Linked DNA regions of Homo sapiens: region 2 is linked to region 1. Evidence: chromatin loops called from intact Hi-C (ENCODE). Cell type or tissue: GM12878. All regions are shown on one strand.

Region 1 (5,000 bases):
ATTTTTATAATTAAAAATAAATTGATCTCTTTTGAAGTTGTTGCTAAGAGTTTAAGATGGTTTAAAATATATGTAAATTATTGTTAGAACATATTTCTTTAAGTGTATAAGTCCCCTTTTTTATAAGAAATAAAAAGTACTTTTAAACAATCCCATTTATCTACAAACTCAGTAATACAGATGAGAATCAGATGTTGTGTTTTAATTTTAAAATATTTAATTGACAAGTGAAAATTATATATATTCAAGATATACAACATGAAGCTTTGATATACATATACATTGTGTGGTGATTGCCGCAGTCAAATTAATTAACACATCCATTACCGTCTGTGTGTGTGTGTGCGCGTTCACGTGTGCAGTAACGACACTTAAAATCATATTGAATTCCAAGTAAGCAATACAGTATTATTAACTATAGTCACCATATATACACTATGGGGATGTATATCTGTACCCCCATGTTCATTGCAGCATGATTCACAATAGCCAAGATATGGAAACAACTTAAGTGTTTATGGATGAATGAATGGATAAAGATAATTTGGTAAATATATTGCAATGGAATGCTATTCAGTCTTAACAAAGAAGGAAATCCTGCCACTTGTGACGACATGGATGAACCTAGAGGTCATTGTGTTGAGTGCAATAAGCCAAGCGCAGAGAGACAATTACTGCATGATCTCACTTATATGTGGAATCTAAAAAAGTCAAACCCGTAGAAGCAGAGTAGAACAGTCGTTGCCAGGGGATAGAGGGTGGGGGAAATGGGGAAATGCTGGTTAAAGAATCAAATGTTGTTTTAGTTTTATGCATGAGAAAGTGATCTGAGGAGCTTAAATCAGGACTCAAGGTCAAGGTCAGCTCCCGGGGATTGAAAGCTGGAGGAGAATTAGCCATTGATGGTGGCAGGACATTGAGTTCTTTCTGCCTTTCATCTTGTTGCCTCAACCTTCTTATCTAGCAGCCCTAATCTGATTTGGCCAACAACTGACGAGGAAAAAAACCCCAAGAATTCAGCTATAAACATCTTCAGTTATTGATTTCAGTTTTGACTTGTTCTCAGGTATCTTATGAAATTAGCTCAGTATGTTTTCTTTTGCTACACCTTTGCTAATTGACCCATTGTTAAAGTTCAGGGCCACGGCATCACATTGACCACAATATATTATTTCAGAAATTAAGGAAAAACAAATAAAATATTACTTTAGAAAATAAGACTTTAACTTTTGATGTCTGGTAGAATTGCATTGAAGTCACTTGGGAAGAATATGTAATTGACTTTTAACTGTTGTTTTCAAATTATTTGTTTCAAGCTTAAAAGATAAATCATTACAATTTAAAAATTGGAGAGGGACATCGGAAGACTTGCTCTAACGCCAGGGAGTAGCGGAGTTAGTTTCTTTAGTTATGGAGAGATGTAATTGGATAACATTTTTTACATCACTATTTTTCATTTGCTGCATTTCGATCTGTATTAGCTTGTTCTCACACTGCTATAAAGAACCACCTGAGGCTGGGTAATTTATGAAGAAAAGAGGTTTAATTGACTCACAGTTCCACAGGCTGTACAGGAAGCATGGCTGGGAGGCCTCAGGAAACTTACACTCATGGCAAAAGGGCGAAGGGGAAGAAAGCACCTTCTTCACACGGTGGCAGGAGAGAGAGAGAGAGAAAGAGACAGAGAGAGAGAGAGAGAAGGGGGAAGCGCTACATGCTTTCAAACAACCAGATCTTGTGAAAACTCTATCACGAGACAGCACCAGGTGGATGGTGCTAAACCATTAGAAACCACCTCTATGATCCAGTCACCTCCCACCAGGCCCCTCCTTCAACACATGGGGATTACAATTCGACATGAGATTTGGGTGGGGACACAGAGCCAAACCATATCAAGATCCAATTCTTTGGAGTCACATGTTTAAGAGGAATCCAGATTCTCCTCTTACCAATTATGTAATCAAGTGTCTATTCTTAGTTAAAACCCTGTCAATGCTTCTACTGGTTTTAGAGCTTTAAATTTTGCATAAAATTTCCAGATACTTTCATGTATAATTATTCATGACTATTCTGTCAAAAGAAGACAGTAATAATATGGAAGTATGACATCCATAGTTTCATTGAACTAATTTTAACAACCACCTGTCATGTGCAAGCTGTCCCCAAACCATGGTAGGGGAAGGTGGGATCCAAAGATGCATCAACTATGGATCCATCCTTAGCAGATCTTTAATCTCATATTGATTATTAGTTATGTGTTGCTTCCCCATTAAATGTTTTATCAGAGTAACAGACACTGAAACTGAATGAATTCGTATAACATTCATTGTAGATATTTAGGAATAGCAAAATGACTAATCGATGGACAGCAGGAAGGGAAGGATGTTTTAAAAGTCCAAAGCCTGGATGATCCAATGATGAATGAGTCTCTGAAAAACAGAGATTTGGCTGCATTTAGAACAAGGCCTAAGACATCAGCCTAAGGAGCTAAAAAAAATTGTCAGAGACCTTTAATTGCAAGTTGGAGAAGCCACCTAGTGGTTTGTTTCATAAGTTAAAGTTGTGTGAACATACGAGGCAACTCATCCTTGGATTGATTGAGTGGGTCTCTAATCAAGTGTGACTAACAATCTGGTCACTTTTCATGAAGTCCAGAAAGCAGGGTCATTTTCACTGAGAATAAGCACAGTGTAGCTCTGCCTAATATTTTGTTTATTTTATTGTCATCTTTTTATCTAAAAGGAGTTAAGGCAACTTACATAAAAGTATAGTGAGATAAGATAAACTAGAATAAGACAGGAAAGAAAGAGGAAAATATGAATAAAGTCATAACAAGTAGCCAGAAATTGAAGTAATTCAAAAATGCTTGTGAAATCCTGTATGTATATATTTTTTCATGAAAGGACTTGAAATTTTCAGGCACAAGTGGAAATGGATCAGTTATAAAATTTACAACATCCAGAAAGATGAAATAATTTTTAGGAAAGATAAAACCATCTAGTACTTAGAGCAGAGCAATTTTTCTTCTGGAGGTCCTCACAAATTGCATACTGCATAATGTAATGTATCATGGCCTCCATGCTCATAGTAGAAATAATTCTGAGTCCTGGAGGATTTTTTTTTTTTTTTTGAGACAGAGTCTTGCTCTGTTGCCCAGGCTGGAGTGCACAGGCGTGATCTCGGCTCACTGCAACCTCTGCCTCCCGGGTTCAAGCAATTCTCCTGCCTCAGCCTCCTGAGTAGCTGGGACCACAGGCACACACCACCACACCCGGCAAATTTTTTGTATTTTTAGTAGAGACGGGGTTTCACCGTAGTGACTAGGCTGGTCTCAAACTCCTGACCTCAAGTGATCCACCCGCCTCAGCCTCCCAAAGTGCTGGGATTATAGGCATGAGCCAGCATGCCTGGCCCTCTTTTTTTTTTTTTTAAGACAAAGTCTCACTCTCACCCAGGCCGAAGTGCAGTGGTGCGATCTCTGCGCACTGCAACCTCTGCCTCCTGAGTTGAAGTGATTCTCCTGCCTCAGCCTCCTGAGTAGCTGGGATTACAGGTGTGTGCCACCACCTCCAGCTAATTTTTGTATTATTATTATTATTATTAGTAGTAGTAGTAGTAGTAGTAGTAGTAGTAGTAGTAGTAGTAGTAGTAGTAGAGACAGGGTTTTGCCATGCTGGCCAGGCTGGTATCGAACTCCTGACCTCAAGTGATCTGCTCACCTCTGTGTTCCAAAATGCTGGGATTAGAGGTGTGAGCCAGCGTCCTTGACCTAGGATTGTTTCTTAATTGTGCTACACTGATTTGGAGGAGCATGTGGACCAACCTCCATTTTAAGGACTTGTATTAACTCATTTGATCCTCACAATAAGCCAATGAGGTAGGTAGGTAGTTTTATTATCCCCATATTGCAGATGAGGCAATTGAGGAACAGTGAGGTTAAGAACTTCCCTGAAGTCAGGCTGTTAGTAAATAACAGAGCTGGGATTCAAACCCAGACACTCAGGCTCAGCACCCACAGTATTTTCCAATATGCTATACTGAGTGGCCAAGTAAGTATAATAAGGCCCTTCCAATGAAGACAGCAGTACTTGAGTTTTTTCCCTTACAACTTATATAGTCTGTGAGGGATTAGATAGGTATGCCTTAACATGATGCTAAAGATGTGGCTAGGGTTGCATATTTCTTATATGACTTAGTTAACTTTGCCCTCTTCCAAGGTCACAGATTTTGTCCCTGACCCCAATCACCATGCACATGTGCACATGCACGTTCAACATGCCTTTGGTAAAATAAAAGAGGACCAGGAGAAATTGTTCAAACTTGCCACTTCCTGACTTCTAGAAAATAGCTGAAAGCCCATGCCCTGCTGATGGCATATCCTCAGATTCAAGATCTAAAATGCCGTCGTAACAAAACACAGTTTGTTTTGCTAGCTTTTCTTTTTCCAAGTGGTATCTATAAACATTTGCGAATGGCAGCTAAATTGGTTTTTCTTAAACAGTCATGAGTTGATTGCCAATCAACAAGGCAAGCCTTGTACAGAACTTAGTAGAGAAATAATGGCATCATTGAAACATTTTCAGTTAGAGGAGTCAAAATATCATATAACTTGAGTCCTAAATTGAGCATTTAGAATGATGTTCTTTTGGGCTGTGCATTAGGATAGCTGTGTGGTTAATGTCTTTGCTAAGAAACAGTAAAAGGTATACTCTATAAAATGACTGCTCTATAGTGACAAGCCTCCTTAAAGACAAATTTCTATGACATTTTAAAGGCACACTTATCTCAATAAAGACCCCAATGCTCCTAAAAGATTCAAGTTCTGTATTGGAACAACATGATGGCCTCCTTTACATAGGACTGATAAAGAACTTTAATCAGTTGATAAAGTTGAATTTGTGACAGATTCATCCTATCAAAGGAAAATGAATAAAAAAGAATGTTGCTGAGATATGGTGGTGAAGGAGACATTGCCCAGGAATCAAGAAACTTGGGATTTT
Region 2 (5,000 bases), 57 kb before region 1:
TAGGGTGTTGGCCATGAGTTCAATGTTGATAGAGCAACAATATATATTAAATAAGGTGTCTTTAGGCAGAAACACATAAAACAAAGTTATGTATTGATTGGTTGACAGGGATCTAATCCTGCCATCGGCTCACAGGAACCTAACTCTGTATTTCCCCTAGGAACAATGGTTCAGTATTCACTAATTCAGTGTTCAAGCGACTTTACAGAACCTAACTACCACAGACAACAAGAATCAGCTGTGCTTCATAGGGCTATGGTGGGGATTTCATTAACAGATATAGCAGAAATGGTTTAGTTTGAGTCACGCCGCTTGGGGCAGAGACTGAGTTGAAGAGGAAAGTGTCTCTGACAAGGAAGTTCATCTTCCCTGCCCTCATGCTCCTGATCCTGTACAGATTGGGCTTAGTGCTTGTGACAGACTAGGCACTGTTGTAAATGCTTTGTATCTGTGGGCCATTCAGGAAAATTCAATTTGTTTTGAATTTGGCCCACACCCGAAGGTCCTGATCAATTCCTTTTTAGAATGGTCCTTTGTGTGGGCACAAAACAGTCATCTAGAGCAAACTGAGATTTTATTTTACTTTCCCTCCCAGGAATTCAGGCACTGTAGAAAAATAAAACAGTGACGTCTGTCCATTCATTGCCTGCAGAGGGCATCAAGTTTGTTATCATGAATGGAAGCTGCAGGTGGGCATCCAGATGAACAAGGAGCAAAACAGATTTGGAAGCTCATTATATGGTCCACTTGGGTGGCTTAAGAGAGAGCCACACATAAAATCATAGCTATTGTTGTTCATTCTTTCCATTTCTTCTTTTGCTGTTGAAAAATCAGACAGATGTAACGATGTTTGATTATCAGTTATTAACAGCTAATAGAAATTAGAGAGTAACAATTGTTACAAATTGAATTTTCCTGAATGGCCCACAGATACAAAGCATTTACAACAGTGCCTAGTCTGTCACAAGCACTAAGCCCAATCTGTACAGGATCAGGAGCATGAGGGCAGGGAAGATGAACTTCCTTGTCAGAGACACTTTCCTCTTCAACTCAGTCTCTGCCCCAAGCGGCGTGACTCAAACTAAACCATTTCTTCTATATCTGTTAATGAAATCCCCACCATAGCCCTATGAAGCACAGCTGATTCTTGTTGTCTGTGGTAGTTAGGTTCTGTAAAGTCGCTTGAACACTGAATTAGTGAATACTGAACCATTGTTCCTAGGGGAAATACAGAGTTAGGTTCCTGTGAGCCGATGGCAGGATTAGATCCCTGTCAACCAATCAATGCATAACTTTTTTTATGTGTTTCTGCCTAAAGACACCTTATTTAATATATATTGTTGCTCTATCAACATTGAACTCATGGCCAACACCCTATATCTCAGGTTGGAGTGAAGCTTATCCAACATGTATGTTAGCACTTCAGCACTACACTTTGGGAGATATTCTAAACAGTGAAATTGCCAGCTAAAAGTACAAAAATGCAAAAAAAAAGCCGCTAAGTGGGGGTTGGGTGCAGTGGCTCACACCTGTAATCCCAGCACTTCGGAAGACCAAGACAGGTGGATCACTTGAGGTCAGCAGTATGAGACCAGCCTGGCCAACGTGGTGAAACCCCATCTCTACTAAAAATACAAAAATTAGCTGGGCGTGGTGGCACATGCCTGTAATCCCAGCTACTCTGGAGGCTGAGACAGGAGAATCACTCGAATCTGGGAGGCGGAGGTTGCAGTGAGCCAAGATTGAGATACTGCACTCCAGCCTGGGTGACAGAGCGAGACTCCATCTCAAAATAAATAAATAAATAAATAAATAAATAAATAAATAAATAAAATGTTGCTAAGTGATCACAAAAAGGACGCTTGTTTCCAATCTGAGAGCTGAACCAAGAAGCCTGAGTGTTGCCTTTTGACCTCGGCTGGGGCTGTGCGTCTCAGGCAACTCTAAATTTTTTGTCACTCTAGGCATGTTCATGAATGTCCTTGGAAACATCACTAGTATTGATTTTGGGGTTACAGGTAAATTTTGACGAGTGGGCGAATTTGCAAATGCAGAATCTCCAAATAATGAAGATTGGCTGTAATTATGTCCACCATCCCCAGTTGGCCATTGAGGAGACTGAGACACAGAGAACTTCAGTAACTTGCTTAGAGGCACACGTGGTCGAACTGGGATTCATATGCTAGTAGATTTCAATGCCATAGAAAGAGCAGAGCCCTTCTGGTGTGCAGAGAGGTATGGAACTAGCTGCTTACGTGGTGTGTGTTAGAAGTTGTGTTTGGAGTTTGAATCTTTCCCTGAATTGTTATAGCCCAGGGTCCAGAAACACTGGGTCTTTTCCTGCATTGAAGCTAGGGAAACCAGGTGCCAGTGGGAAAGAAGGGTGGGGGTAAGGGAGGGCTCACAACATGTAAAAGGGAATCACCACCAACTCTAGAAGTATAATAATCTTTTACATTTGTAGGGTTTTTCATTTTACGGTGTGGACTCACATGACCTTGGAGCTGACCAAATCATCTTCTCCCCATTGGAAGGGCTTTTAGAAAGTTGACGAGTACGTTTATGTCAGTGAGATTTCTCAGACCGGGGCCCAGATGGCCTGACTTTTTTCCCAGCACATACTATTGGGTTTTCCGGAGCCAGGTCTCTGAGCAGATTGGGCAGATTGGCACACCTCATCTGTGGCTTCCTGCAGAAACCTGCAGTTTGCAAAGCCGGTAGCTCCGGGGCCGGACAATGATTCACAGGAAGTGCCTGCAGGGGCACAAAGGGTTTTTACTGAAGGAAAGTGCCCTGGCTGGAAGATTCCCATTGCAAGGCTGGTGCTTTTGCCTTCTTGAAAGACAGGGGAGTGATAGGGGAGGGCCAGAGGTGCATGAGTGCTGTCCCAGGGACTGGGCTTTAGGCCCAACGCGTAGGAGGGAAGCTCTTTATAAGAAGTCAGCTGTCCAAAATTCACAAGGATGACTTTTAAAGGTTTTCTTCCCCGGCAAGCCACAGCGTCCCTCTTCTCTTTTTGTGACTTGCATTAGTCATAGTGCCATTGGAAGTTCCCGAGAAGATGAAATTTCTTTCTCCTACACATCATGTGAGAGTTTCTTGCAACTTTTTATTCTCTAGACTCTTGAAGTGATTTTATCACTACACCACCTATGTTTAAAAAGTATAAACTCTGCTTAAATGCTGGGTAAAATAGTTTATTCTGTTAGCACCTGAAGTCATTTTAGTCTGGTTAATAAATCTTTGTTTTGTGACAGTTATATACCATGCACTCTATTCTTTTGTGCCCTTTTAGGAAATAATTTTGGTGACATAGTGTGCAACAAAAGAACCCCTGAACTGTTTGACACTGTCCTGAATTGGCTCTTACTTAGCTTTTTTTTTTTTTTTTTTTACAAAAATCTTTTAAAAACTTGTGTTCCAATGTGTGATATTACAGACAAAAAACATACACAAATATGTTCAGTATAAAGAATAACTATAGGCTGGGCATGGTTGGCTCACACCTGTAATCCCAACACTTTGGGAGGCCGAGGCAGGTGCATCACTTGAGGTCAGGGGTTTGAGACCAGCCTGGCCAACATGGTGAAACCCTGTGTCTACTCAAACTACAAAAAAATTAGCTTGGTGTGGTGGCGGCACTTATAATCCCAGCTACTCTGGAGGCTGAGGAAGAAGAATCACTTGAAGCTGGGAAGCAGAGGCTGCAGTGAGCCAAGACTGTGCCACTGCACTCCAGCCTGGGTGACAGAGCTAGAACCTGTCTCAAAAAAAAAAAAAAAAAAAAAAAAAGAATAACTAGAAAGTGAATACTCGTGTAACCACCTCCATGGCAAGAGATAGCTATTGCCAGCCCCTTATCTCCTCCTTGATCATGTCTAGACTTCTAGCTTTCCCACCTATGTGTGCACCTTAAAGATGTACTTTTGTTTTGCCTGCCTTTAAACTTTGCATAAATGGGATCAAACTGTGTGTTCTCATAGAACTCACTTTGTTGGTGGAGCTTTGTGAGATTCCTCCGTGTTGTTGTATGTAGCCTTGTTCATGGTCCTTATTGCTTTAGACTGTATTCCATTTTGTTCCCCTATTCTACTCTTGGTGGACTTTTGGGTGGTTTCCAGTTTTGGGCTATTAAGTATGGTTTAAAGTCAGCATATAAGGTGAAATTAATTATTCATCTCTCAGTCATACTGGCTTCCCCTGGTTCCTCAAATATACCACCCACACCCCTGCCTCAGCGCCTCTGCACTTTCTGCCTGCCCTGCCTTGAAGACTCTTTCTCTAGTTTTCTGTGTGGATAACTCCTTCACTTTATTTAGATCTCTTCTCAAAGTCATTTTATCAGAACATTCTACCCTGACCACTCTCTTAAAACAGTGCCCCACCCTTCACTGTGTCCCTTACTCACTATGTATTTCTTTACAGTTCTGAATGTCACATGGCGTAAACATATGTGCTTATCATCTGCTTCCTCCCACAAGACTGTAAGGCCAATTTTCATAAATTTAAACAGCTAAAAAAAATGTTAGGAGCTTGTCTGTGAGCTTGAAGACACAGAGTCATACTCATCTCTACAGTTTAGAGCCCTGTGAACTTGGGAAACAAGAGTGCATTGGTTCAGCAAATATTTATTGAGCATTTACTATGTGCCAGGCACAGGTTTTTTTTTTTTGTTTGTTTTTTTGTTTTTTTTGAGGCAGAGTCTAACTCTGTCGTTTAGGCTGGAGTGCATTGGCATTATCTCTGCTCACTGCAACCTCCGCCTCCCGGGTTCAAGTGATTCTCCTGTTAGGCACTGTTTTAAGTACTTGAGATACATCACTGAGCAAAGTAGATACAGATCCCTGTCCTCGTGGCTTTTGTTCTAGTGGTGGTGGCGGTAGTGTTGGGGAGCCCAATAAACAGGAAACATAATAAGTAAACTAGGAGATAAATAAGTGTGTAGGAAACAAAAGTAGAGCAAGGGAGGGAGCATGTTTGCAATTTTAAATAGGTTGGTC

What was found. A loop is a pair of places that touch in the nucleus more often than their neighbours do. Peaks named below come from ENCODE experiments on the same cell type or tissue, not always from the same donor. Only the 100,000 strongest peaks of a DNase experiment are listed, where the experiment ranks them.
Region 2: a loop joins it to region 1, with 3 times the contacts of the local background. A loop is called at or near these places in 23 of 110 quality-filtered maps.

The regions. Positions count from the first base shown.
Region 1 is chr2:215,947,691-215,952,690 of GRCh38, reverse strand. The region is part of intron 2 of MREG (melanoregulin); the gene reads left to right. Among named protein-coding and RNA genes, the nearest start is that of MREG, 63 kb to the left of the region's middle. In GM12878, a CTCF peak has its summit at 2,548; a DNase peak (open chromatin) is centred at 2,589.
Region 2 is chr2:216,004,237-216,009,236 of GRCh38, reverse strand. All of the region lies in intron 1 of MREG (melanoregulin), which reads left to right. Among named protein-coding and RNA genes, the nearest start is that of MREG, 6.8 kb to the left of the region's middle. RefSeq lists enhancers at 2,436-2,485, 3,076-3,125, 4,042-4,191, 4,202-4,321. In GM12878, a CTCF peak has its summit at 660 (motif pointing right); DNase peaks (open chromatin) are centred at 2,816 and 4,096; H3K4me3 peaks cover 3,184 bases; H3K27ac peaks cover 4,740 bases.